Linked DNA regions of Homo sapiens: region 1 is linked to region 2. A link is a loop called in an ENCODE intact Hi-C map of the cell type or tissue named here. Cell type or tissue: prostate gland. All regions are shown on one strand. Links, peaks and the distances in the headings refer to the core of each region. The heading gives the core; the rest is flanking DNA. Region 1 holds the start of LINC02005 (long intergenic non-protein coding RNA 2005). Region 2 holds the start of LOC101927296 (a long non-coding RNA gene).

Region 1 (15,313 bases), core at 3,774-11,773, 290 kb before region 2:
CTATTTTATCCAATTTAAAAATATGCCTGTCTTCTTAATCAGCATGATAAGGGCCTCTCTAAATTATGGCCCATGGGAATAACGCGTTGTTAGAAAAGATATCAGTCCTAGACTGCAATTTGCAAGAATATGCAAATAAGAGGATTGAGATAACCATAACAATCTCACAAAGTGCTATGAGAGCTCAAGATCCTAAATGTCTATCTGTAGCTTTGTTCCCCTAAGGTGCTCAGAGTCACAGAATGTCAGAGCTGAAAGCACAGTAAACACAAAAACATAGAACTGTAATCACAATAAAATGCTCCATTTAAAACAAATGGTATTCATCTCAGAGGGTCGAGGGATGTGATGAGAGTCACACAGTTAGCCACACAGGCAGAGCTGCAGACCCTGGCCTCTACTTACTATGTGGATGCCCCACCATCAACACTTTCCAACATGTCGAAATGTAAACGTATCATTAAACACATTCATTACCTATTTGCTACTGTTTGGAAAGTCCCATGTTTAGCAAAATGCTCTCTTTCTTACATACACCACATTGCAATTCACCAAAACTATCCACATTGGAAATATTTTTACAGAAGCAGCTATGTATGCAACTAAATTTTAATGGGGTTCATCATTTTGCCAATGCTTTGAAAAGTGAGGTGATATGGTTTTGCTGTGTCCCCACTCAAATCTCATCTTGAATTCCCACGTGTCATGGGAGGAACCTGGTGGGAAGTAGTTAAATTATGGGGGCAGGTCTTTCCTGTGCTGATCTCATGATAGTGAATGAGTCTCACAAGACCTGATGGTTTTAAAAATGGGAGTTGCCCTGCATAAGCTCTCTTGTCTGTCGCCACGTGAGATGTGCCTTTCACCTTCGCCAAGTGGAAATGTAAATCCAATGAACTTCTTTCTTTTGTAAATTGCCGAGTCTTGGGTATGTCTTTATCAGCGGCATGAAAACAGACTAATACAGGAGGCATGGCTTTGAAGCAAGGTGAGAGAAGTGCTGCTTTTTGAAGTGCTCAGTTAAAACAAAACACCAAATTGTTTGTTGAACTAGTCCTGGAATGAATCTTTTGTTACTGCTGCAAGATATGAGGAGCTCATCCCCTCATATCCTGTCCAGCAGGAAATTCTGTTGGCTGGTAACATGTCCAGAATCTGACTGCTTCTCACCTCTTCCAGTGCCACCACCCTGTTCCAAGCCATGAGCATCTCTTGCTTAGTGTACTGTGGGGCCTCCTACTTATAAAATCTGCCTTGACTTTTACACCTTAAAGTGTATACTTCACAAAGAATAGACTCCACAAAGTGATACTTTTAAAACAAAGTCAGATTATGTACTTGCCATATAGAAACCCCCAATGCCTTCCCATCAGACTCGGAGAAAAACTCAACTCCCTTCTGATGACCTAAGGTTCTACACTCTCTGCTCCCTACCCCTACCTTCCCTGACCTCATCTCCTACAGCTTGCCCCTCATTAATTCACTCTAGCTGCATGAACCCCCAACTACACACCCCCAGCCCCGCATTCCTTAAAACTTTAGAACCTTGCCCTAATTGTTCCTCTGCTTCTCCGACTGGAGCAATCTTCACTGAGATACCTGTGTGGCTCACTCTCTCACTTTCTTCAAGTCTTTGCTCAAGTCCCTCCTCAGTGAGACTTAGCTGGATCAGCATGTTCAATTATTGTATGGGGCCCGGAATGTGCACACATACACACCTGATTCCCATTAACTGCAGTTATGAATTTATATAGCATCTAAAGTAAACCAGGATGTGTTTTAGAGCTAAAGGGGATGCTGCTAATAGTTATGCTGGCACCACAGAAATAAACTAAGCCTGCCTTGGGCAAGCTGGGACATATATCCACCCACATATAGCATGCTCAATTTTTTTCCCTTGGCATTTATTGCCTTTTGACAAACTGTAATATTCACATATTTCTGATGTGTTTCAGTTATTGTCTGTCTCTCCCTCTTAAAGCATAAGCTCCAAGAGAGCAAGGACATCAGTTTCTTTCTTGATGTATTCTAAGTGTCTAAAATAGTGCCCAACAGCCCGGAACAGAGTAGATTCTCAATAATATTTTTCAAAGTAAATGAATAAATGATATAAGGAAGTCAAAGATTATCTCAAAAGTTCTTTCAAACTTTTAGCATCGGATGCATTTTTCAGTTCAATTCTATCAAAAATGGCGAAATGAACAAGATGAATATGCAAAACCAAAATTGGCATCAGAGCCATGAAATTCTAGATTCTTAATACTGGATCTGGAAGAGAAATGAATGGATGATCTGGCTCTATTTTCATTCCTTGAAGAAAGCAAATGTTTAAATCAGTATTCTCCAGTTATTTTCCTGCTGTCCATCTGTGTTAGTCCATTCTCACATTGCTAATAAAGACATACCTGAGACTGGGTAATTTATAAAGAAAAGAGATTTAATGGACTCACAGTTCCGCATGGCTGGGGAACCCTCACGATCATGGTGGAGGGCAAAGGAGGAACATAGGCACATCTTACATGGCAGCAAGCAAGAGAGCTTGTGCAGGGGGAACTCCTCTTTATAAAACCATCAGATCCCATGAGACTTATTCACAATCATAAGAACAGCACAGGAAAGACCCGCCTCCATTATTCAATTACCTGCCACTGGGTCCCTCCCATGACATGTGGGAATTATTGGAGCTACAATTCAACATGAGATTTGGGTAGGGACACAGCCAAACCATATCACCATCCTTGAATGTCTCTGACTTGCTCCTTTTCATGTTTAAAAAGCTCAGGTGGAAATTCTTTCCTAAAATTTCCCATTTTCTTCACTCCCTCAACCTAAGAAAAGTCATACTCACAAGACAATGTTACTGTTCTCTTATGATGTTATTTCTGTACCTCGTACATGTTCTACAAATGTATATGTCTCCTTACATACATTCTGCCCTGTCACTTTCCACAGTTTACTATTTATAACATCTTCCATGTCTTCCCTGTGCCTTCAGTGGACTCTAAGTTTCTTAGAAACAGGTGCTCTAACATTCAGTTTTGACTTCACAACAACTAGCACAGTACGTGGTACACAGTAAGCATCATACTTGTATTCATCAATCTGAATTGGACTTCATTTGATGACTATTAGATTGGATTCAATGGCAACTGCACTAACCAAACTACCCACTCAGACTTGGCTGTGTGACTGCTACATTCCAGTTTAACTCTTCAGACTTTACATCATTGTAATATCAAAGGCCCTTTCTAGCACAATATTTTCAATTACTTATCATTTCTTTCCCTACAACTGACCCCACCCCCAGCTATACACGATCTTTAAACACTTGTTGCCATATTAGAGAGGGCTACTGTTTTCCCTGTAATACTAAAAATAAGGAGTCTAAATTGGGTCCTTCTATTTATTAATGAATAAAACAATTATTAAAAATGAATTTGAAGCTATCAAATCTAATCTATCTTTACATGAAAACTCCTGCAGTTGTATTGTCAGTCATAATTTCCCACATGCGTAATGGAATACATACACACCCATGTATCTATCCCTAAAATATATGGAATAGATATTACCAAAACACATATTCTAATTCCTTAAGATTATTTTTTGACCCTCTAATATTTTGATGCCTGTTGGCCAAGTCCTTATTGACTGTGTTACTGAATAATTTGTCCATCTCTGCTCATATTCTCTGCTTCTGAGTGATTCATCATATTTCATCCTGAGATGCTTTTATCATATGTTTAGTACCACTCATCTCTGTTTCACCTTAATTATATTCAACGTCTACTGTATTCTTAGCTGGAAACCATCTCCTTTTCATCCCTCAAAGCCTACTTTAGATCTGACTCTCCCAACAATGAAATGCCCAGAAATACCTGAAATACAGCATATCATCTAGGCAAGACTATTCAGACTTGCCATTAGCTGTCAAGTTTCATGTATTTCGCCTTCTACAAATCCATCCCTGGAGCCTTCTGCCATGAAAGTATCCAATGTGAATAGGTGTTAATCTCCATCCTTTTAAAATCTCCCCCCATTTGCTCCATCAGAGAATATAAAATGTAGCATATTTTCCCCCAGACTTTCCCAGCATGTTTCCTTTGTTCAATCTAGAATCAAGCAATTTAAATGACAGGTACACTTGATTTAAAGTCTGCTAACTCCCCTCCCCACCAGTAATTCCAGATTCTATCTCCCTTAAATCATCATTCCAACGAGGAGTCGGGAGAAATAGACAAACATTACTGAAAATCACAAAGGCAAGTTTCTCACCAGGTTGTGTATATCATCAGATGATCTTGACAAAGTCCAAAAGCCACCAGGGGTATATTGGAAATAGTTGCAAGGGTCAAGCCCTCACAATTACCAGAAATTCAAGCTGCCTTATGTATGTGTGGAAAAGATGTGTAAACTACTGGCTCTCCAAAGCACCTTCAGGAAAACATCCTGTTCACTCAGATGATATCTGTATTTCAGCAAATGTCAGCAAGTCCACATACTTTGGCAGAACAAATGTTATTTTTCCTTTCATTACTGTCCTAAGAGGAACTGTGCAATCCTATAGATTATCGCATGGAGCTCTCATTGGCATGTGGCCAAGGCTGAATACTCTTCTCCAGAGGAGGCAAATTGTGAATTAAATTCACCGCTGGCAAATTGCTTTTTGTGTTCGATTTAATTTCGTTTTCATGATTTTTCCTGAGGGCTCTTCCGGCCTTGCTCAACTAACTGGTTTAACAGATCAGTTTAAGTTCAGAAAAACCTCAGTATTTCCAAGATTTCAGAATGCCTTTTTATTGAATTCCTGATTAGGACAAGTGAGAATAACAAATGTTTTACAGGTGTTCAATTCTCTAACACAGATATTGTTTAGAAGAAGGGGGAAAATCACAATAAATTACACTGGGCATAATTTTACTCAAATTTGGGAGCTGGGGAGACAGGGGGAGGAAGAGGAAGGAAGAGAATGAGTGAGCAGCTTTTCACTTAAAGTGAAAGTTACATTATCTGGACGGTAACTTCTTTAAAAGTACATTGTGGGGTGGGGGGAGGGGGGAGGGATAGCATTAGGAGATATACCTAATGCTAAATGACGAGTTAGTGGGTGCAGCACACCAGCATGGCACATGTATACATATGTAACTAACCTGCACATTGTGCACATGTACCCTAAAACTTAAAGTATAATAATAATTTTAAAAAAGTACGTTGAACAGTCCATGAGTAGCAATAATAAGACAACAAAGAAAATGAAGGATACATGTTCAAAAGAAGAGACGTGGAGCCGTGACTCAAAATGTACAGAAACTTCTTTTCCATTCACACGAACCAGGCAGAACAGTTAGCTGTGAATAAACTCAAGATACCAGACTGGCTCCATTAATGAAACATTATCACTGGAATAATATAGTTCATAGATTTTAATGATAAACTTGGGGGATGTGTTAATTGCCATTAGATTCAGGTGCATAGAACACATACATGGAAATAAAAATTGAAGTAGTTGAAATGAGGCAGAAATGTATATCTTCTTTACATCAAAGAATTCTGGACATAGATAGTCCAATATGGAGGGAATAATTCCCTACTCACCAAGGACCCAAACTCTCCCTATCTTTACACTCTACAATACTATTATGTGTCTTCAATTCTTAACGTTGCTTCATGTTCCAAAATGGCTGCTGAAGCTACAGCCTTTATGTCTGCTTTCCGGGCAGGAACAAGAGGGAAAAACAAAAGGCAAACACCTCTTAGCTGAGTCAGCATTATTTGTAGAACCTTCCTAAAAGAAACACCCTACTAGCTATATACATGGAGAGTGGAAAATGTAGTATTTTAGCTAGACATCCTAGCCAAAATATTGGTGGGAATTACATCCTAACCAAAATGTTGGTTCAGGAATATGGCTATTGATTAGGCAGCTTCAGTCTCTGTCACACGAGTAAAGTAATATTTTTATGAAACCAGAGAGGAGACACTTTGAAGTCTGTTGGCCTCTTTCGATCATTGTCCTTATCTTACATAAATAGTTGCTTAATGCAAATGCTTATTTGGTTCTTTTTATTTTATGGCAAAACCATCCTATGAACAAGTAAAATGTCATGCAAGAGGACACATTGCTGGCTTCTCACAAAATGGTAGTGCTACCCTCAACATGTCACCGGGAAGCCTCATCAGACCAAAACTACCCATAATATATTGCCTAAAGCATCCATCATAAAAGTTATTGCTTCTGCATCAAGATGATGTGCTTTTAGGAAATCTCACTTACAGTGAGTATGTGTTAACCGTTATGCCATTCAGTTCCATTAATCCATTTCTCTGTATTAGTTTATCAAATTAAATATCGTCATGGAAAATATAGAGCAGGGCTCTGAAGGAATAGAAACAAGTTAGGTACATTTCCAAGAGGTAGGCGGGAGAGAAGTTGAAGGCAGGGTGTGAAAATGAGGGTGAATTTGGGAGAATCCACCTAGCAAGGCAGAGTATGTAATAAGAATTTCATTTCTGATTAAATGAATGAATGAAATAAAAATACATGCACAGAATAACTTCTCAATAAACCTTTCTGGTTGACTATCAGATAAATGCATGAAGAGATAGATTAATGTATGAATAAATCCTCAAAGGTGAATTTTATCAGTGATGATTCTTTTATTTCTTCATGCCACTATCCTTGCTGTATGTGTGCTCCCTATAGCCATCATTGGGAGTTGTTGATTATGCTAAATATTAGAGTAACAAATACAAAAAGGACACTCAGAACCATAGATCACATCCCAAGCTAAGCGCTGAAGCACCAATGAGGCTGGCCAGAGAAGTAACCATTGGGTTATTACTATCAGCTTTAACATGTAATTATTTCATCCAGCACTGAAACAGAGAGGCACTCAAAATATAGACACTCAGCATAAGACTAACAGACAAAGACTTTCTATGCACTTAACTATGCACTATATCATAACTTTGAGTAGGACTTCCTTTTCTGGTTTGGAGGCTGTGTGGTATAATAGTTAAACACATCAGTTATGGTTTCAGGAAAATTTGAATTCAAATGCTGCATCTCCACTTGTTTCACAGCATTGAGCAAGTTACTTAACTGTTTCACATCTAAGTTCCCCCATCTTTAAAATGGAAGGAATGCTATTGCCTACCTTGTAAGTAATTGTGAGGAGTAAATGAGGACTCAATGATATCAGCCACGGTTATTAGTCATTATGTGCTGGGATCATGAGGGACTGTATAAGCCAGAGTTCTTCTGAGAAACAGAACCATTAGGAGACATATATGAGAGAGAGACTTAGTTCAAGGAATTAGTTTATGCAACTGTGGGGGCTAACCAGTCTACATCCGTAGGGCAAGCTAGCAGGCTGGAAATTCAGTTGTGTTGGTGTTGCAGTCTTGAGTCTGTAGGCTGGCAACTCGGGCAGGGTTTGTATGTTGCAGTCTTGAGTCAGAATTGCTGCTTTCTTGGGAAATCTCAGTCTTTGCTCTGAAAGCTTTCAACTGATTGAATGAGGCCCACCCACATTGTGGACACAAATATGCTCTACTTAAAGTCAACTGATTTAAATGTTAATCACATCTAAAATATTTTCATAGCAACATGTAGACTGGCATTTGATGAAACAACTAGGTGCCATACCCTCACCAAGTTGACACATAAAATTATCACAGGGACACAATAAATATGCCCATCCACACCCGCATTCTTCACAGAGAAACAAGACATAAGAGTTGCAGATTGGAAAGTGCAACTCTAACCTGTATGACAGATAAAGACTAGGATGGAAGCTGTGGTTTGTATTTGCAGGATTCAATGGCTTCAGATACTCCCACCCGCCACCCTCTGGCAGGTAGGTTAACACAACCAACCCAGGCAGTGGTGCCACATAAGACTTACAGCACGGAGAAGCTGGGAAGAACTCACATTTCTGCTGATGAGTTCATATCTGAGAGGACAAAAAGGAGGAGCTAGTTTTTCTTCTGAAATTTTCCAACCAGATAAGTCCCTCCTCCTTGCTAGGGTAGAGACAGTGATGCCACAGGTGAAGCCCCCACTGTTTCTGTCAATTGCACCCTTTCACAGAAAGGAACTATCATGAGCCAAGAAGAAACATTTCCCTCAATATCCTCCTCTCCTCACTACCGCCATTGTTTTTATCACCAGCAGACCGTACTGTTTATATTTCTTGTTGGGACCCTCTAAGTCTTAGCCTCTGAAATTGAAACTCTGGAGGGTTCTGAGGCTTCCAAAACCTAAGGAAATTTTCCAAGACATATCCAGAGAAGTACAATCCTATATTCAACCAACAGCATATTTCCTCTATCCTAGAAATCACCCTTCTTCCCCATCCCCCAAAAACTTCAGTTGAGAACCAGCTAGAGTTTACAGCACCAGGTTTAGTGTGGATCTCTTGACACCTCTGAAACAAGTTCCCCATCACATGGGAAAACTGCTCTGTCCTTCCACACCAGTCCTGGGAGCCTCTTCCAGCTTGATGCTGAAGAAGCCTGACATCCCCCAGGTAGGGGACAGCCGAGATCTCTTGGGCTCTGTTGGGGCCCGCTTAACTGTCCTTTTAAAGCACGCACCTTTCCCTCATCTGTAAAGAAGTCTGAGGGCAGAAACCAGATGTGCTGACCTCACCTCTCACCTCTCTCCCCCTGGCCTGGAATCCAGGGTTGTTCACTTCCTATTCACAAGAAGCAGCTTGCCTGGGCAAGACTGGTGTCATACTTCGTTTCAGTCAGCACAGGAGAGTGGAAAGTTGCCCGCAAAAGGCAGATGAAAAATTAAAGTGATCTTTGGCCAGCAGATTCGTTCAAAATGCAAATCCACTCGGTGCGTAGGAACAGTATGGCACAGCCCCCATGTGGGAGATTAGAATGCAGCCTTTCACCACAGCTCTTTATTCCAAAGCCGGCAGAAACTGGCTAGGCTTGGCGTTTATCTTTTTGCTCTAAAGCACGTTGGGGAAATTCCTGAATGAGTCCCTAAAATTCCCAGTGATTGGGGAAACCTGAAGGAGTCTAAGGAGCCACTGTATGCACCCAGCCCAACCTGATTTGAACAGCTGTATGGAACCAGGAACCAGGAAGAGAATGTGGGCTTTTGAGCTAGTACGCCAACTTACCAGCCCTGAAATCTTCAGCTGATTATTTTATCTCTCTGAGAAATGTATTAACCTCTCTAGGCCACATTTTGAGGGGACTCTAAAGCTGACATTTTTGGAGCTAACATTTCCCCTGCCAGGAGAAATTACACGTGTATTAGTCCATTTTCATGTTGCTGATAAAGATATACCTGAAACTGGGAAGAAAAAGAGGTTTAATTGGACTTACAGTTCCACATGGCTGGGGGGACTTCAGAATCATGGCAGGAAGTGAAAGGCACTTCTTACATGGTGGCACCAAGAGAGAATGAGGAAGAAGCAAAAGTGGAAACTCCTGATAAACCCATCAGATCTCGTGAGACTTATTCACTATCATGAGAATAGCATAGGAAAGACTGGCCCTCATGATTCACTTACGTCCCCCTGGGTCCCTCCCACAACATGTGAGAATTCTGGGAGATACAATTCAAGTTGAGATTTGAATGGGGACACAGCCAAACCATATCACTCTGCCCCGGCCCCTCCAAATCTCATGTCCTCACATTTCAAAACCAATCATGCCTTCCCAACAGTCCCCCAAAGTCTTAACTCATTTCAGCATTAACCCAAAAGTCCGCAGTCCAAAGTCTCATCTGAGACAATGCAAGTCTCTTCTGCCTATGAGCCTGTAAAATCAAAAGCAAGCTACTTACTTCCTAGATATAATGGGGGTACAAGTATTGGGTAAATATAACCATTCCAAATGGGAGAAAATTGCCAAAACAGGGGTTACAGGGCCCATGCAAGTCCAAAATCCAGTGAGGTGGCCAAATTTTAAAGCTCCAAAATGATCTTTGACTCCAGGTCTCACATCCAGGACATGCTGATGCAAGAGGTGGGTTCCCATATTCTTGAGCAGCTCTGCCCCTGTGGCTTCGCAGGATACAGCCTCCCTACCAGCTGCTTTCACAGTCTGGCCTTGAGCGTCTGAGGCTTTTCCAGGCGCACATTGCAAGCTGTTAGTGGATCTACCATTCTGGTGTCTGGAGGACGGTGGCCCTCTTCTCACAGCTCCACTAGGCAGTGCCCCAGTAGAGACTCTGTGTGGGGGCTCCAACCCCACATTTCCCTTCCACACTGCCCTAGCAGAGGTTCTCCATGAGGGCCCTGCCCCTACAGAAAACTTTGGCCTGGGCATCCAGGCATTTCCATACATCTTCTGAAATCTAGGTGGAGGTTCCTAAACCTCAATTCTTGACTTCTGTGCACCCACAGGCTCAACACCATATGGAAGCTGCCAAGGCTTGGGGTTTCCACCCTCTGAAGCCACAGCCCGAGCTGTACATTGGCCCCTTTCAGCCATGGCTGGAGGAACTGAGACACAGGGCACCAACTCCCTAGGCTACACACAGCACTGGGCCCTGGGCCCAGCCCACGAAGCCAGTTTTTCCTCCTGGGCCTCTGGACCTGTGATGGGAGCTGCTGCCATGAAGGTCTCTGATGTGTCCTGGAGACATTTTCCCCATGGTCTTGGGGATTAACATTAGGCTCCAGGCTACTTATGCACATTTCTGCAATTGGCTTGAATTTCTCCCCAGAAAAAAATGGGTTTTTCTTTTCTATCATATAGTCAGGCTGCAAATTTTTCAAACTTTTATGCTCTGCTTCCCTTATAAAACTGAATGCCTTTAAAAGAACCCAAGTTACCTCTTGAATGCTTTGCTGTTTAGAAATTTCTTCTGCCAGATACCCTAAATCATCTTTCTCAAGTTCAAAGTTCCACAAATCCCTAGGGCAGGAGCAAAATGTCTCCAGTCTCTTTGCTGAAACATAAGAAGAGTCACCTTTACTCCAGTTCCCAATAAGTTCCTCATCTCCATCTGAGGTCACCTCAGCCTGGACCTTATTGTCCATACCACTATCAGCATTTTGGGTAAAGCCATTCAACAAGTCTCTAGGAAGCTCCAAACTTTCCCACATTTTCCTGTCTTCTCCTGAGCCCTCCAAACTGTTCCAGCCTCTGCCTGTTACCCAGTTCTGAAGTCACTTCTACATTTTCGGGTATCTTTTCAGCAATGCCCCACTCTACTGGTACCAATTTACTGTACTAGTTCATTTTCATGCTGCTAATAAAAACATACCCAAGACTGGGAAGAAAAAGAAGTTTAATTGGACTTACAGTTCCGCATGGCTGGGGAGGCCTCAGAATCATGGCGAGAGGTGAAAGACACTTCTTATATGGTGGCAGCAAGAGAGAATGAGGAAGAAGCAAAGGCAGAAACTCCTGATAAACCCATCGGATCTCGTGAGACGTATTCACTATTACAAGAATAGCACAGGAAAGGCAGCCCCCATGATTCAATTACCTCCTCCTAGGTCCCTGCCACAACACATGAAAATTCTGGGAGATACATTTCAAGTTGAAATTTCAATGGGAACACAGCCAAACCATGTCAACATGGTATAGTGGAAAGAGCTAGTTAGCTCTGGTTTAAATTTAAGATTCACCATGTGTCCCATGCGACCTTAGACAATTGCTTGACCTCTCTGGGCCTCACTTTCCCCATCTATAAAAGGGGAACAAGTGGCCAGGTGTGGTGGCTCACACCTGTAATCCCAGCACTTTGGGATGCCGAGGCGGGCAGATCACTTGAGGTCAGGAGTTCGAGACCAGCCTGGCTAACATGATGAAACCCTGTCTCTCCTAAAAATACAAAAAATCAGCCAGGCATGGTGGCACACACCTGTAGTCCCAGCTACTTGGGAGGCTGAGGCAGGAGAATCGCTTGAACCCGGGAGGCAGAGGTTGCAGTGAGCCGAGATCACACCACTGCACTCCAACCTAGGCAACAAGTGAGACTCCGTCTCAAAAATAAAAAAAAGGGGGGGCGGGGGGAAAAAATAAAACTATCTCGCAGAGTAGCGTCAGGAGAATTAAAATAATAAAGCTCTTGGTAGTCTTCCAAAAAGTGTGCTTGCTTGCCCTTTGGTGTCTTTCTTAAAGACTTTGATATTTGGAGAACTGAGATTCAAGTATCAGGTACAGACAACCACCCTTTTCTGTATTTCTTGATTTTTTTTTTCTTTTGGCCTCTAATACCTTCTATTTCTCTTATGCTTGTCTGGGATACTCACAAGAGGATCTGTGGCAATAGTAGTCTGCTTGATTGCTTGATTCCCTAGGGTCAATTTGTTCATTGGGTTCTTAGGGAAGGAGTTGAGTAGATAAGACAAAATGTTCCCCACGTTTTTGCCTAAGCAGCTTGGCACTGATGAGTACTGGCAGCAGCTCCCTGAATTGTGTTATAAATTTCTGACTGCTGCACAAATGTACCACGTGGGTCAAAGACCAGCAGAGCTGCCCAATTCTCAGAATAGAGTTTGTCCTCATCAGAAAACACCCAGAAGGCCTGTAGTCCCGACAACAGAGTCTTATACCTAAGAAGGTTATAAAGTAAAAACATTTTAAGACAGAAACAGGCTCCAATAAAATTATAGTAATATTGGTTAGCAGAGTTGATGAGACTAATGAGATCAATGGGATTAGTATCTTTATAAAAGGGACCCCAGAGAGCTTTTTAGACTTCTTTGGGCTAGAATTGTTAGTGGTATTTTTTAAATTTTTTTAAAAGAAATGAAAGAATTTGTGTATCTGCATACTAATCCACATCATATTTTTAAAATACTAGTATGCCATATTTATCAAGTGCTTGATTTTTGTGGGGTGCTTTTCATACAAAACCTCATTGAATCATCATAATGATTTTAAGGCACAGGCATAGTGACTGTTCATTTTTAAGATCAGTAAGTTAAGGCACAGAGAAGTTTGATGACTTTCCCAAAGTCTTATAGCTACATGTAAACCCATTTTATAGCCACTACAATGTAGCACCCTCAAAAATAGCAACTACCACTGCTAGAGATACAATATTGGGCTTTATACCTACTCTCTGAATTCATTTAATGTAATTATCTCTAAAAACTCAGAAGATGGTGTAATTTACTGAATGTCTGTGTCTCCTCCAAATTCATATGTTGAGACTCTAGTCTCCACGAGATGGTATTAGGAGATGGAGCCTTTGGGAGATAATGAGGTCACGAGGGTGGGGCCTTCATGACTGAGATTAGTTCCCTTGTAAGAGAGACCCCAGGGAGCTTTTTGACCCTCTTTCTGAAATAGAGGAATACAATGAGAAGTTGGCAGTCTGTAACCCGGAAGAGGGCCCTCACTAGAACTCAATCATGCTGGCACTCTGATCACAGGCTTCCAACCTCCACAGCTGTGAGAGGTTTCTGTCATCTATAGCTTATAGTACTTAGTCAGTTTAGGCTGCTATGCTAACAATGACAGATGATATTAGTACTCTAAGTTATAGATGAGAAAACTGATACTCAAATATACAGAGCATTTTCCCAGTACCACACAGTGAGAAATCTGGGATGCGAATCCAGGCCAGATGGCAGGCTTCTATCTCCACAGAACATCTTGAACTTCACACAGACTTCGCTCCATGTTCCTCACACACAGAGTGCTTTATTATTGTAGATAAGGTGTTCACAGGTGACCCAAGGCAATCTCACACGTGCAGGAATTACGTTCCACCACTCAGTTTCCACAAGGCTCGCAAAAGGAATCAGTAGTTCTCACTAAGTATTCCTCAGCCTCCGCCTTCTGCACACACAATAGGATCACACCTCCAAGCCCTTAAGGTTGGATGAGGCCATGTGACTGGTAGTGACCAATGAGCTATGAGCACATGCAACATGTGTCACTTTTGGGCTGAAGCATTTAATTGTCAATTTGACACCATCCAGAGCTCTTACCAGCAGCATTTGAGATGGCAGCTGCTCCATCAGTCTGGATCCCTAAATGACTATCATAGCAATCCTGATGGCATGTTTCATGAGCAAGAATTAAATGTCTGTTATTTTAAGCCATTGTGATTTGGGGGTTGTATCGGTCTGTTCTCACACTGCTATAAAGAAACACCTCAGACTGGGTAATTTATAAAGAAAAGAGGTTTAATTGACTCAGAGTTCCACATGGCTGGGGAGGCCTCAGGAAACTACCAGTCATGGCGGAAGGTGAAGGGGAAGCAAGGACCTTCTTCACATGGCAGCAGGAGAGAGAAGAGCCAGCAAGAGCAGGGAAAATTGCCTTATAAAATTATCAGATCTCATGAGAACTCATTATCAGGAGAACAGCATGGCGGAAACTGCCCCCATGATCTAATCAACTCCCTCCAACGACGTGGGGATTACGGTTCCCTCCCTTGGCACGTGGGGATCACAATTCAAGATGAGATTTGGGTGGAAACACAAAGCCAGACAATATCAAGGGTATTTTTAATATAAACTACAAACAAAACTAGTCTACCCTGACTGACACAGAACCAGACCCAAAGGAGCTTTTTAAACCCCCCAAGAGACCCAGCAGGTATTAGAATTCTCTACACCCAGAATCATAAACTCAAGTGCTACAGGGATCGGGTAGGGCAGGTAACTAAGGAAAGCAGCTGAGCACATGATAATAGAAAGGGGAAGGGACTGGGTCAAACTGGTGAGCACATGCCAAGGAAATGTGGGCTCCCTGTTGCTAAATCTTGCAATTTTTCAGAAGAATTTGGATATTTGTGTGACTTTTCCCAATGGATAAAAAATTGTACAAATAAAACAAAACTGAACTGCAGGTTAATTTCACTTCAGGGTTTTCAATTTATAGCCCCTGACCCTCTGCCTCAAGTTCACAAGCAGGCTCCCATTTATCAGCCATAATTGAAAGATTTAGAGCCAGTCCTGTCAGTTACTTGCTGTGGGACATTGGAGATGTCAGCCTGGTCCTTAGTACTTCCGTCTGTAAAATGAGTCCATGGGAGAAAACTGATCGTTCTTTGTCTTTCTCGGGTACATCTGCACAATAAAATTTCATATACACACCAGCATGCAATCTTATTTACATATTTTATGGTTTCCAATGAAGCTATAAACCTCAACCCCTGACTACCCCTCCCCACAATAGATCCATGAAATCAACGCTAAGAAATCTGGGCTATATAAAGCCAAAGTTTTCGTCCATCTGAAAATGTCATTTTATCAATGTCAGTGTATCAAGAGGAATGGGATATTTTTCTTCCTGCTGGAGATTCTTAGCATGTCTTCTACTAGAAGAATCCATGGCTCTGATGTTATGGTTGCCTGTGTTCCACATAAAAAGA
Region 2 (15,313 bases), core at 4,631-12,630:
TGTTCTGTGGCTTTGCACTGGGCTTTCGTAATGGTTATCAGAGTTTAAGAAATTATGATTACATGAATGGGTAAGAAGTAAAATCATGCTAATAATGATGATGATGATGGTGACAGCTAACATTTATGGAATGCTTACACTTGCCCGGTACTGTTCTGAGGGCTTGCTGTGCATTAATGCATATAATTTTTACAACCATCCTATAAGGAAGGGACTGTTACTCTCTCCTATTTATAGATGATGAACCTGAGGCATAGTGAGATTAAATGACTTGCCTAATATAGAGCATTTAATGAAGTGGCAGAACCTAGACTCAACCCAGCCTGGCTGATGTTTGTTTTTGGTTTGTTTGAGGGAATTAATGAGTAAGTCAATCAAGATGATGTAGTTGGACACAGGCACTTTGAAACAGATTTCTTATCTTTCTATCCAGCCCCTTGGCATCACCTTGATAACCAGCTTTATTTTACTGTTTCTGTGATTTCTTTGTCCCACCCTCCCACAGCCCTTTTGCTTAACAAAGTGCTTTGCGGATAATAGAAAGCCAGTACTTGCTGGCTTGAATTAGAAATGGATGATCTGAGCCATACTAGAGTGCAGTGAGGCAGAAGGAGTCCCAAAGGTGGCAGTGCAAACGTTCTCACTGTAGCAGGGGTACAGAGCCATAGGGGGAGGGGTGGGGACTGTGGGCAGTGAAGAACATGTAGCAGAGAAACCTCAGGTCACCTGTTTGCAGCCCTGGATAGAGGCAGGTGTTTGTTTGCCCTGGCTTGGTACAGTTTTGTCTTAATGCCTTGGGACAAGCACATGGCCAGTGGCAAGGGTGCCGGCACCAAACACTTGCACGGTCTCTTTCCCCACAGCTACTAAACAAGAAGCTAGACCACCAAGCTCTTGAGATTTCTTAGTCCGTGTTTAGAAGATAATCAACAAAACCTTTATGTAGAAAGACAGACCGTAAGATTTTTTCCAGCAGAGGTGCTTACTTTTTATTTGCCCACATGGACCCCGGTTCCAAATCCTTGCTCCACAGCCCTAGCCACAGAGACACAAAACAAAAACCCCTGAAATATCTGTAAGTATACTTTAACCTTGTCAGAGTGATTTTGGAAAACAGGGTGATCAGCAAGTTTTATCCCCACTAACCTTTGGGTTAGTGATTTTTTTGTTTAGAAGGTTTGCTCTGTGTGTGCATGTGCGTGTGTGTGTGTGTGTGTGTGTGTGTGTGTGTTTCCCACAAAAGATTCTTAGGACTAAATGTGTCCACTTTACCTTGCCATTCCCCTTCTTCCTCCACTCCAAAAAGCATTGATGCACAGACCTCAATGCCAGATTGTGTACAACAAGAAATTCTTTACCAATATCCAGTCCCGCAATCTAGTTCATGCTGTTTCACCATCCTTTAAAAATGGTTCGTTTTGTTACTTTTTTTGATCTTCACAACATGGCTCTATTATATTCACAACATGGCTGTGAATATAATTGAAATCCAGCTGGAAATAGAGTGAAGAATAGCATTTAGTGTTTAAATTAGCAGAATTTGAGATCATCCTTATTACTTCGTAATCGCATATAAAAGATCATTCTCTTTCTGAGTCAGTTGTTTATTCTTGACAGTTTATCCCCAAGACTCTCTCTTGGGCTAAAACTGGGCCGTGTTTTCTTTTGGTAACATTACTCTAACTTTAACAGTGCTCCCCTGTATATTGCGTGATTTGTCTAATCTTTATTGATGATTGCTTGCCTCCATTGGCCATTCTTCCCATTGAAATGTTTTTCTCTACACTGGTAGCCTCGAGACTCCTTAGGAAGCTTCCCCTGGCCTTCGGTAAGGTTATAACAGATAGTCAGCCTTCCTGGCACACCAGTTAAAGCAGGACTGGGCGTTGGAAGGTTTTTAAAGCCAGCTGCTCAAAATACCTGCATCCCAGGCAGGTCTAAGGAGGAGAGATCCAAGGCAACCACGTCAGTAATAAGGAGCCATCCAGCCCTCAATCTCTTTAGTCTGGGGGAGCAGCCCTTGACCTCTGAGCCCACTGCTTTTTGACCTTGACCTCCATACTTCTGAGTGTCAGCAAGAGCGATTTGTCCAGGTTTATTGTGTGTGGACATAAGCCGGTGGGCTTTTGGCTATGCCAGCACAGAGAGACCTCATGAGTTGAGCCAATGAACATCTGCTCATCGTGGGATAAGAGTTCTCTGTAGTTCGTGTTTTGCCTCATGCGAGTAAATAGGGGTTTATTTCCATCCTTTGGTTTTTAGGTCAAGTGGTCTTTCTGGGTGGTCTGGGACATGACATGAAAAGTGATTATTTAGGATTCCTCTTGTCCTTCTTTCAACAATGCCGAGCCCACATTAACCAGAGTTCTGGAAAATGAGTCTTTCTACTATTAGGAGTGGGCAAATTCTTTTCGTAATTAGTTAGACCACTTTAAATAGCTCAAAGAAAGACAGCCACTTTCCCTGAAACAACTTTATTCATAGACCTGAGAATTCTGAGAACAGCTCAGAATGTATGATTTTTTTTTTCATGTCCTAGATTTAGGAATTGGAAATAGCGAGGCTGACAGTCAGATTCTAGTACAGATGGAATTTTTGATTCTTCATATTTTATCATAAGAGAAATTAGAAACTTTTAGAAAGAATCGCCTAACCTAATATCTACTGCACATTCGAGGACCTCAGCATTCTAGCTGCCCTTTACTATGAATGCAAGATATCCGTTTCTAATGGATTTTCAATATTGAATTGATAAGATCTAGGATGAAGTATAACTTGTGGCCTTAAAAACCATTTACTGGTTCATATCCTATGCGGAGGATAGGAAGTGAGTAATGGAAGCTGCCTTTTACTGAGCACCTACTTGATGCCAGTCCCTGCATGAGGCCTTCTCCATATATTGTCTCCTTTCATCCTTACCACTGTGCATCAGGAAGGTTATATTGTCCCCATTTCACAGAAGGTAAAAACTAAGACTCAGCCAGGTGCAGTGACTCACGCCTGTAATCCCAGCACTTTGGGAGGCCAAGGCAGGTGGACTGAGGTCAGGAGTTTGAGTCCAGCCTGGCCAGCATGGCAACACCTACTAAAAATAAAAAAAATTAGCTGGGGGTGGTGATGAGCACCTGTAATCCCAGCTACCCAGGAGGCTGAGGCAGGAGAGCCGCTTGAACCCAGGAGGCGGAGGTTGCAGTGAGCCAAGATCATGCCATTGCACTCCACCCTGGGCGACAAGAACAAAACTCCAACTCAAAAAAAAAAAGTAGCTGGGCATGGTGGCAGACGCCTATAGTCCCAGCTACTTGGGAGGCTGAGCCAGGAAACTTGCTTGAGCCCAGGCAGTGGAGGTTGCAGTGAGTCGAGATCACCCCACTGCACTCCAGCCTGCGCAACAGACTGAGACTGTCTGGAAAAAACAATAACAACAACAGCAACAACAACAACAACTAAGACAAAGTTTATGGGACAGGACTAGAGAATATGCACATTCTCCACATTGCTCTGTCTGTATGTCCTCAGTTCATAATTGAATAAGCTTTTGTTTCATGGCTACAGATTTGTTCTTCATAGATATATTGTACTTTGTTTCTGACTGCTCCTGGATGCAAAGTTGATGTGAAAACCTGACAGGAGAGATGTAATGGAGATAATGTTCTGAGTTTATGCTGGTGAGGTGCTGGCAAGGCTGGGGCTTAGAAAACAGAAGTCTCCAGCTCTCTAGTTCCTTATCTGTGGAATGGGTATGGGGATACTTGATGGGTTGGTATGAGAATACTCTGATTGAATTATGAATATACAAGTAAATTGATTTGATGACTCCTTATTCAGCATCTTTTAGTATTGAGGCTGTGGATGGCATTAGATATACAGTGGTGAATAATAATAGTGCTCATTTTACAAAGGGCTTATTATGTACCAGAGAGCGTATTAAGTGCTTTCCTTGCATCATCACTTTTGATTTCAAGCACAGAAAAAACATGAGGTAGGTAATATTAACCCTACATCTACTTAAGATGAAGAAACTACCGCCCAGAGAGGTTCAGTAACTTGCCGAGATCACGTAGTCCGTGCACAGCAGAGCTGAGATTGGGAGCCGACAATCTACCTCTAAAGCCTGTGTTTTCACCATGACATCCTAATGTGTGGCTCCATCTACTGACACAGAGGGTCCCTGCCCTCAGGAAGCTCACAGTCCAGTGGGGAAAGGACAGAAGCGAAGCAAACATAAAGACAATGCACAGCTAAGTGCCATGAAGGAAAGGGACAGAGTGAGATGAGAGAAACAAGCAAGGAAAACCACGTGAGACTGGCGAATGCAGGAAGCCCTCGCTGAGGGGGTGAGACCCAGAAAATGCAGGAGGCAACAAGTAGGGAGCAGCATGCCTCGCCTTGGCAGGGGGACCACCATGTGTGAGCCTAGACATGGGAAAAATCTGGATACCAGGGGCTCAACTAAAGTAGCTGCTCATCATGAGTGCATGTGGTTATTGGTAAAGAATACTTTGAGCTTAAAACGTATTCCCAATCAGTTGGAAGAAGAACTCTGCAGCTCTCTCTCCGGATTTAGTGCCTTCTCTATTTTGTTACATATGTTCAAATTTATGAACATGAAAGGGATTCAGCCTTTGCTTGAATGCCTATAAGTGGCCACATTTCACAAATCCTCTCCCTTCTCCCAAATGTGGGAAAACAGAAGGAAGGAGAAGTTTTGAAGTTCTGCCTCCAGATATTTCCTCAGTGGTCTTTTATGGGGCTTGATTCCTTAGAAACTGACATGTGTTCATAAAACATGGCATTCCTCTGCATATATATACACACACGTATACATAGATACATGACTTAACAAAATTATAACTATGAGCAAGGAAGCCCTCAAAAAAGCAGTTATTATAAATGCTGAAACATGCTATGCATAAAATTAATGAATGTTAATTTATTTGCTCTGCTTTTAACAGGGCCACATCATGGAAACCACCAGAAAAGATTTCAAGAAAAACCTTTCTGCTAGTACCTACCCAGACCTTTTGACTCTGGCATAGAAGGCAATATTTAAAAAAGAAATTATATAGATAATATATATAATTTTATTTATATAAATACATATATATTTTATTATAAATTTATAATTTCTTATATCTGTGATTTTCATATATATGAATCAGATCTATGATTTTCATATATATGAATCGGATCTGTGATTTTCATATGTATATGAAAGATGAAAGATCGTATATATATGAAAATCATAGATCTCCTGCCCTTCTGTGGTATGTTTCACCTCCTGAGACACACTGAATATTTTCCTAAAATTTAAACTAGGATTATGTTCACTTTTAATTTGCATGCCTGGGTAACAATGTCACTAACCTTTGCTACTCCTTTATAAATCGAAATTAATTAAACTGGAGCTTGCCAATGAAAACACAGCCTTTTAAACATAGATTTCTGGTCTGTAGCCCCGTCTAGGAAAAAAAAAATCTCTTTTATTAGAAATTGTTGATCTCACATCAAAGCAGCAAGAGAAAACCAAATTCTCTTTCATTTTTAATAAAAAGGCTTTCTGATCTCCAAGGGCACACCTGACCGTGCCACTTGCAGTACAGGCAGCCTGTGATAAGTGGCCCACAGCAGTCAAAGCCTGTGCTTTCAGAGTTCACTGTTTTTTCCGAACTTGATCTGTTCAGAGAGGCTAATTTGTTACTCAGAGGGAACTTGAAATCTCCCTGTGATTGCCTTGATAGCTGGTGGTAATATGCATCACTGTGGTTTTTAAGCTTTTTTAAAGACTTACTTTGACTATCTTTAAGAGAAAGGAGTTTTGTATTTTCTTGCTTTACATAAATTAAGCCTCAACTTTAAGTTTGCAGCTAGATTGTCTTCTGGTCTCCAAAATTCTTTGATATGTTTACAGCCTTGACTATTAAAAAGGATGATGGTATCTTGCCATGCCTTCTTTTTTGCAGGATTCTATATTAAATAGTAAAAGTCAGCCTGTTAGTCCAAATGTTTCCCAAATACCCTGAATATAGTGCCTTGTGAAAGGAGAGGTCCCGGGGAAGTGTAAGCATGCCCTGTGATATCTACTTGTAAGAAATATTTCATTTCACTGAAACTATCCATTACTGATTTTTGCAAATCCAATAAATTGACTCCCAGGCTCTGAACTCCTTTTACAGAATGCTTTGGATCCTTTGCCAGGGTCTCAGTGAATGCGTTCTCTACTTGTTCATTTCCTGCTGCTTTTTGAAAAGCCTTCTGCCTCCTTTCTGCCAGTTGCATCTGTTCATTCCTAAATGAGTGCAGCTTCCAGAAAGCAGTGGCCAAGGACATCTGAGCAATGGGAGGGCTGTGTGCTCTCCTGCTGTGTAACACTGAGGTTGATGCTTGTCTTATGAAGCCATTCCATCCCTGTAGTTGTGCCACCATATTTTTCTTCGGACCTTTAACCAACTGTTCTGTTTTTGTGATCATATTTTTCACTTATTTGAAGTGCTGTAGTAAATATTTTTTCATAGTATTCCTTATGACCCTCAGTAAAACTTTGGGTTTTTTTCTTCCTGCAAAGAATCCCTATACAGTGCTTTTGTTGTTTGATATTTTATATGCATAAATGTGTGTATTTGTATGTATGTACATATATTAATGTGTACATATATATATATAGCTATTGCAATTTGTGACTATTTAAATAAATGGTATTATAATTTGTTCTAAAGTTTCTTAAGGTAGTCCATTATGTAATCTCTAAATAATGAGAATTGTTTCTCTCTTTCAAATATCTCTTCCTTTTGGCCCCGTATGGTGGCTTATGCCTATAATCCCAGCACTTTGGGAGCCCAAGGTGAGTGGATCACCTGAGGTCAGGAATTTTAGACCAGTCTGGCCAACATAGTGAAATCCCGTCTCTACCAAAAGTACAAAAATTAGCTGGGCATGGTGATGCATGCCTGTAGTCCTGAGCAGCTACTCAGGAGGCCGAGGCAGGAGGATCACTTCAACCAGGGAGGTGGAGGTTGCAGTGAGCCAAGACTGTGCCACTGCACTCCAGCCTGGGCGACAGAGCGAGACTTCTTCTCAAAAAACAAACAAACAAACAAACAAACAAAAAAAACTCTTCCTTTTATTGTGTTTTTCTTGTCATATTTCATTGGCTAGAACATCCTGTGCTATCATAACTTTTCATTTAGACACACATCATTGAGGTTTGAGTGAATTCATAGTTAGCAATTATGTCCTAGAGTAGTAATTCCAATTTTGTCATAAAATATAAAAACTGCAGACTGATACAAGTAATTCATATTAGGTACAACTATTGAAGAACAAATTATGTCATCTCTAAATAATGAGAATTGTTTCTCTCTTTCAAATATCTCTTCGTTTTGGCCAGGCATGGTGGCTTATGCCTATAATCCCAGCACTTTGGGAGGCCAAGAGCAAATCTTCTGTAAAGTGAAATATTCCTCCAAAAACAAAGAGGAAAATTATTGCAGTTCCATTTATCAGGTGCTTCCAAGAGGTCAGATACCAGGTTCAGAGGTAAAAACTCACTGTATTTGATTCTCACATCAAATTTCTGAGGTCTTACCATTGTGCCCCTTTTACTGCCAAGGAGACTAAGGCCTAGAATGTAAGTAACTTGTTAGACATTGTCATAGCATGGCGATAAATGCAGACCCTTCTGAGGAGCACACAGCCTGCTCACTTTATAGCACTAGCATGTTTTGATGCTTATGGCCCCAAGGTAAGTTAAAATGTCTTTCATTTTTATGTCAGTAACTGGAAAGTCTAAAAGTTAAATTAAAAAGAATTCCACTTGTGAGGAAGATCATATCTGGATGTCTATCTCATGTGTATCTCCACATTTAGTGTTACTGTCGATCAGGGGCCAGCATACTTCTTTAAAGGGCCAGAGAGTCAATATTTTAGACTTTGTGGGTTATGCTGTCTCTGTCGGAACTACTCAGCACTACTGACGTGGCATGAAAGCGGCCGTCGACAAGATGAAAGTGAATGGGTGTGGCTGTGTTTCAATAAAACTTGATTTATGGACAGTGAAATTTGAATTTCATATAATTTTCACATGTCATAAAATATTATTATTTCAACCACTGAAAAGCTTATAAGCCTTACAGAAACAGCCCATGGGCCAGATTTGGCTCACAGGCTGTAGTTTGTCAACCCTGCTCACTACACTGAAGTCTTAGAACTTTGACAAAACAGAGAGGGAGAGGTGCATGCAACCACTGCTTCTACAACTCGTCCTTCCCCATGACAACAGGTATTTAACAAACATTTCTGAGGGCCTGCTACTGCATGACAGCCCCAATTTGGGCAGGAAAGATACAGAGACAAAACAAATGTTTTTCTGGAGGTTTTGTAGTCTACTTGGAGAGGCGTTGCAGGGTGGAAGAGGTAAAATAATAATAATAAGAAGAATAATTACAACGCAGTATGCAAAATGCTTTAGACTTACAGCAGAGTGTGCAGCAGCCATCGACTTCAGCAGGCATCTGGTGGATGCTGGGCTTCTAGAATCTCAGGCCCTCTGGAAGTGCATCTCAATCCCCCTCAGTATCTTGTAGCAGGCTAAGTCTTTTTGGAGAGACTCAACAAGTTTTTAGGTCGTGTGATGGAGTTCCTGATTGCACACTGCTGTGCTGGAGGCAATTCAGAGACCTCAGAGCAGCGAGCGAGCCCAGCATCTTTTTAATCTGGCGCCATCTGCCCGCCTACCCCTCCCAAATGCACATTTTGATCCTCTGAAGCTTGGCAAAGCTTTCCTCAGCTGATCTCAGCTCCTCAGAATGAGAGTTAATGGGGAATTGGAGGGCTGTGCACTGGCCCCAGTAAAGATGTCCAGAGCGTGAAGTCTTTCTGCAGGCTGAGCAGAGGAGGGGTGCTGACGGAGTGGCACGCACAACAACCCGTTTAACGAGTCCACCGGCAACCCAGTGCTCCTGAGGGAAAACATACATTGGCAGCACTTCCCCGTGCCTGTCTCCTCCTTTTTCTCTTGCTGACACGTCTCACTTGAATTAAATCCTGGGCTCTGCCATGCCAAGAGTCTTTGGTTGTATTCCTGCTGGCCTTTTCCAGCTGCCTAGCTTCCAAGCCATGTGCAACACATTCCTTCACTAGCTCCTGTTCTTAAATGTAGAGGTTCTCCGGGGCTCTGGCCTCAGCCCACTGATTTTCCAGTGTTTACACGCACCTTGAGTGATGTTATCCTTGCTTGTAGTTGTATTACCATCTGGGTGCTGATGGCTTTTGAATCAGTATTGCCAGTGAGACCTGCCCCCTAGCTTCAGGTTTCTTCCTCAAACTACCTCCCCAAGGGGCTCACCTCTTCCTTATCAACACCTGCTTGCCCCTGCTCCCCCTACCCCTGCTTTCATTTTTTTCTGTGTGTGTGTGCTTGTGTGTGTACAGACACGCATGTAATGTAGGACCTGGGAGTCTTTCATTGTCCTCCTTTTTCCTTTTCCCGCCCCTCTGCTAATTGAGACCCAAGTATCTGGAGGCCTTGATTCAGGGTTGGGCTGTAAAGACAACTTGGATTCTATTCAAAGAGTCTTTTACTTTAGTTCACTCTTGTTGTTGTTGTTGTCGTTGTCACAGGGTCTTGCTCTGTTGGCTGGGCGGGAACATGCAGTGGTGGGATCTCGGCTCACTGCAGCCTTAGCTTCCCGGGCTCAAGCGTTCCTCCTGCCTCAGCCTCCAAAGTTGCTGGGACCACAGGCACACGCCACCACACCCAGCTATTTTTTCATTTTTAATAGAGACAAGGCCTCACCATGTTGCCCAGGCTCCTCTTGAACTTCTGGGATCAAACAGCCCTCCCACCTCAGCCTCCCAAAAGTGCTGGTATTACAGGTGTGAGCCACCACACCTGGCCTAGTTTACTCTTGATATAGCTAATTAGCAGCCCCAAAGATATATAGGAGACAAAGCAGTTTGATATAGCTCTCTGTTACCTCTTTCTTCTCTAAGCAGAGTGCCAGGGGTGTCTTTCCATATGCAAACCTGATGATGTCATCTGCCTGCTTAAAACTCTTCTGTGTTCCCCCCTGCTTTAAGGGCTGACAGGTATGGATGGGATGCAGGTTTTGCAGTGCGCCACCCCCAAGGAACGCCATTCTCATCATAGTCTATGTGAATAACACCTCCTACAGCTGCAGGAGCATTGTACAGCCTGTACTGCTGTCTATGGCAGCTCTGGCCAGTAAGGTCTAGCAGTGCTTGGCCTTAGACTCCTGTCCCACCACATCACATATGACCCTCTCCCTGGTAGATAATCCCAAGGTTTCTGAGTCAGTAGTTCTGGGGTCAGGTATAAAAATCTGCCCTCCTATCACATTCCCGGGTGATGTGATGCTACTGTTCTGGGGAACACACTTTGAGAACCACTGGCATAGCCATAGCTTGACGTAACTTGATGTTTTTTCTGTTACGACTCTTTACTCACTTAGGGCTTCCAGGACATGCCTGGACATGGGCTGCCTAACCCAATTTTGCAAAAGCTGGGGGTATCTCCATTTTATAGAAACAATTAATGATCCCACTTACTCTTTTTAAATTAATATTGAACTCTCCATGAAGCCCATAAACACATTCCTTGTGGAAGAACTTGAAACAGTACAGATTAGTCTAAAGTTCCTTCTTTCTCTCATCTTTGCCCCAGAAGTTAACACTCTTGTCAGTTTGGTATATATCGCTTTTAGACTCTATTCTGAGTTTGCTGGTAGAAAATAGCCTTCGTGCTGGCATTTCCCCCTCCTCTTACCATGAATCACATCATACTGAACCTCCTGTTCCACAGCTTGCTGTTTTTCATTCAGCTGTATGCTCTGGCCTCCTCTTTACGCTGGCGTGTATAGATTTTGCTCAGTCTCCTTGCTCTTCACAGCCACTCTTTCCCACCCTACTTTCTGCCCAAGGGACTCCATCAGCCAGTGCTCCCTGGCTTCCAGGTGGGTGTGGCCAGTGGGAGGAGATCAGAGTGAAGTAGATAAGTGAGGTTGGGGTCTCTCCCTTCGAGGTGGTCTCATGAGGGCTGTGGCTGTGGAGGGAAGTTTCCTGAACTCACTGCACCTCTTCCAAGCACATTCTGCCCTCTGCACCCACTTTGCAATTAGACCTGATTCATCTTAAGTACGTCACTTGTCTCCTCAGGGAACCTCACTACATAGGTGCTATGGGCTGGATATTTGTGCTCCCACAACATTCATGGGTTGAAACCCCATCTTCACGGTGATGGTGTTAGGACGTGGGGATTGGGGGAGGTGATTAGGCCATGACACCTCTGCCTTCATGAATGGGATTAGTGATTATAAAGGAGGCCCCAGAGAATTGCATAGTCCTTTCCACCATGTGAAGACGGAAGGCAACATCTATGAACTGGGAAGCAGGCCCTCACTAGACACTAAATCTTCCAGTGCCTTGATCTTGGAGTTCTCAGCCTCTGGAACTATGAAAATAAATGTCTGTTGTTTATAAGCCACCCAGACTATGGTATTATGTTATAGCAGCCCAAGCAAACTGAGAAAGTAGGTATACCTCAGTCTTTTTTTTTAAGTTTTAAAAAAATTATTGTGGTAAAATATAAATAACATAAAATGTACCACCTTAACCATTTTTAAGTGTACAATTCAGTGGCATTAAGTGCATTCATGTTATTGTACAACCTTTACCATTATCCATCTCCTGAACTTTTTTATCATCTCAAACCAAAACTGTATCTGTTAAACGATAATTACCTATTTTTCCTTCCCCCAGCCCATGGCAACCACCATTCTCCTTCCTGCCTCTTGAATTTGACTACTCTAGATACCACATAGGTGGTATCATACAGGATTTGTCTTTTTATGACTGGCTAATTTCACTTAGTGTAAGGTCCTCAACATTCTTCCATGTCATAGCATGTATCAGAATTTCCTTTCTTTTTAAGGCTAAATAATATGGCATTGTATATCACATTTTGTTTATCCATTCATCCACTAAATGAACACTTGGGTTGCTTCTACCTTTTGGCTATTGTGAATAACACCACTATGAATGTGGGCATCCAAATATCTCTTCAAGACCCTGCTTTCCATTCTTTTGGGTATATACCCACAAGTGGAGTTGCTGAATCATATGGTAATTCTATTTTTAATTTTTTGAGGATGGCCATACTCTTTTCATCTCCAGTTATGTGTATTCTTTGCTTTGACCTGAAAGACATAACAGTTATAATTGCCCTATCTGTATGGTATCCCACATCAAAGAAACTTATTTTAGTCGTGCATGTGAGGTCAGCTGTTTTTGTCTTAACCATTTATAATTTTGATGCTGGAAAATATTTTGGTGCACAAAACATATTACCAAAGTATTATACATTACAGAAACTCTACATCGTCTTGCTTGTGAAATGTGAAGCCATTTTCAAAGCAGATGTGTAAATTACAGATATGGATTCAATTATATGGCATACTGAATATTTTGATTGCCATTGCTATAGATTCTACAAATATCCTGTAGTTTCCTCCCTGCCATTTTGAGAATATTCTCTTGTGTACATTTCATTCAGCCTTTTAAAGAATCTCTTAGCATCCTTTGGGGCCTAAGCCTCGCTGTGACGTTAACTTTGAGGGCTTTTGTTTACCTAGTATCTGTTCTTCTATAAGTAAATTTTAGGTGCCAAAGAGCTCTCGATAATTATGCAATGTTTTGTTGAGAGCTCTTTCACATAGAAACATGACCAGCATAGCTTTTTTCACATAGAAAGAAGACCTGTTTGGAAAATCCTTGGCAAACTAGGATTATAAATTTAAAAGAAACTGTGATTTGTTCTGAATTGTATTATAACTTGCCAAAAGTTAGTCACACATATAAATTATACAGGTTAACTAAGTTAGCCAAAGTCACAGGGCTAGGAAATGGAGGATCCAGAATTTAAATGTGGATCTTTCCACTGTATCACCTTTCTATCCTTCCACATGTGGCCACCTGTGATAGGGTAAACGCACACACACACCTCCTTTCAGATGTTTGGACTGTTTCAACATGCCCCAGATGGGAAGTGAAATAAGCACTTTGTATTCTCCCTTTCGTGATGGAATTTGGGTTACTGGGATTGAGGAGGGGCCACCAAAACTTCAGCATGGCTGTGATAACCGAGCACAGCAACTTGTCCTCATTTTCCATTGTGTGTAGTGTTTGCTTTGACCCGAAAGGCTCCTCATAGCCCATTCCATAGGCACATGAGCACAGCCAGCACCAGACCAAGACCATAAATGGATCTGTAGAAGGTTTGGGCAGGTGTCCAGGACTCCGTGTCCTGTAACAAGTGTAAACGTTTTCTGGAGTGTTTGTTTTAAATGTCAGAACTTGAGGATAATTTTGGCCAGGGTTGTTTTTACATTTTTCATGGATGCCTATTTATAGGTCTGAATCTAAATCTATTTTTTATCCAGCCTACCCAGAAACCATAAAGAAAAAGATTGGTCATTTGACTATATAAAAATTTAAAACTTATGTATGGCAAAAAACATAACAAACTAGCAAGAGGAGATGAAGGGCTAATTTTCTCCTTTCTTAACGTGTTTCTACATGTCAAGGAAAAAGACACACTACCCAATAGAAAAGCAAGATAAGAATATAATCAATAGACATGTGAAAAGGTACTCAACTTCATTCATAATTAAGAAAATACACAACCAAATGATGTTGGCAGAGATGTAACAGTTGGATAATAGGCAACATTGATGGGTGTGTTGACATAAGCACTCATAAACTGTTGGTGAGAGTTTACATTGGTGCAGCTTTTGGCAATATCTATTAAAATTAAAATGTTCATTCTGTCTGGCTTATAAATTCCATAATCTATACTGTGGATGTAATCACAAAAGAGTGTGCCAAGATATGTATGTATACAGGCACACATACATGCACACAAGAATGCTACTTGTAACATTATGCAATGGAAACCCACCACAACAATATATCCCTTCCTCCCAAATTAGAAACAAGATAAATGTTAAATAACAATACATCTATACGGCAGGAAGCCCTATTAAAAAGAATGAAGTAGAGCTCCAAACGCTCAGTTAGACAGATCTACAAACTTTGTGGCAAGCATTTATAGAAGTTATTTCTTAAAATGAGATCTCTATACTGGTATATGCTTTTATCTGAAAGGATACATTAAAAATGAGCAGTAGTTAAACTTTGGGGACTGTTGTTTTAGGTATGTGCATAGGCCTGGTTTGTCCTGCTTTTATTTTGTACTTTTTAAAAGGACTTTTCACCCATGCATTATTTACTTAAATTAAAATTTGATTGAAATCCATGTGAAAATGGTTCTAACAGTTATAGATAACTAAATTTAGCTTTAAGTCTTGATTTCCTCTCTGCAATATAATTGTCCAGAGCTATGCTTTTGGAAAGGAAAAAATGGAGCTGAGAGCTGATTTCCAGAGTATGATCTAGATATATCCTGGGCTCTGCTTTTCTGTGGAAATCGATCTTTAAAAAATATTGGGTGGAGTTAAATTTGAAATAGAGATTCTGTAACGGGTGGATGAGGTCATTTCCTTATAGGAACTTTTTGGAGTTGGGAGAGAAGCACATTTATTTCTAGGTGTTTAAGAAGGGCTGATTGGGCCGGGCGTGGTGGCTCACGCCTGTAATCCCAGCACTTTGGGAGGCCGAGGCAGGCAGATCACGAGGTCAGGAGATCGAGACCATCCTGGCTAACATGGTGAAACCCCATCTCTATTAAAAATACAAAAAAATTAGCTGGGCATGGTAGCGGGTGCCTGTAGTCCCAGCTACTTCGGAGGCTGAGGCAGGAGAATGGTGTAAACCTGGGAGGCGGAGCTTGCAGTGAGCCGAGATCGCGCCACTGCATTCCAGCCTGGGTGAGAGCAAGACTCCATCTCAAAAAAAAAAAAAAAAAAAAAAGGGCTGATTGTTGGTGGAAAAGGAGGCTCTCACCCAATTACCTAGTCAGAAAAGGACACCTAGGCTTTTGTGTCCTTGGAGTCCTTTGTTTCTATACCACCAATGAATCTGTAGGGGTAAAGTACTGGGGTGGAGTGGTTATTCATGTTAGAAAACAGTATAGGGGGATTTTGTTTTACAATCAGGTATGCTAGATTTAGATGTGGCTTCCATCGCTTTCTCACTTTGTAATCTAGCTGAGTTTGTTTACTCGTCTGTAAAATGGGTTTATAGATAATATCTCCGGTACAGAATTGTTAAGTGCTAAATGAGATTATGCAGGTGAAATGCTTGTCTTTGTACCGGGAACATAGCCTTTGTATCTGCCATT

What was found. Hi-C counts contacts between places; a loop is a spot of excess contacts. Peaks named below come from ENCODE experiments on the same cell type or tissue, not always from the same donor. Only the 100,000 strongest peaks of a DNase experiment are listed, where the experiment ranks them.
Region 1: it touches region 2 in a loop (2.8-fold over the local background); 3 of 110 quality-filtered maps call a loop at or near these places.

Annotation. Positions count from the first base shown.
Region 1 is chr3:73,802,704-73,818,016 of GRCh38, reverse strand. It overlaps LINC02005 (long intergenic non-protein coding RNA 2005), which reads right to left and starts at 8,773. Exons shown (of 4, transcript NR_146637.1): 1 at 8,661-8,773; 2 at 7,907-7,955. In prostate gland, for the core only: no CTCF peak of the experiment used is centred there; DNase peaks (open chromatin) are centred at 4,566 and 8,726; H3K27ac peaks cover 2,830 bases.
Region 2 is chr3:73,514,804-73,530,116 of GRCh38, reverse strand. The region is part of intron 3 of PDZRN3 (PDZ domain containing ring finger 3); the gene reads left to right. LOC101927296 (a long non-coding RNA gene) reads right to left here and starts at 8,795. Exons shown (of 2, transcript NR_121660.1): 1 at 8,474-8,795. In prostate gland, for the core only: a CTCF peak has its summit at 9,275; DNase peaks (open chromatin) are centred at 7,977 and 8,966; H3K4me3 peaks cover 1,949 bases; H3K27ac peaks cover 7,514 bases.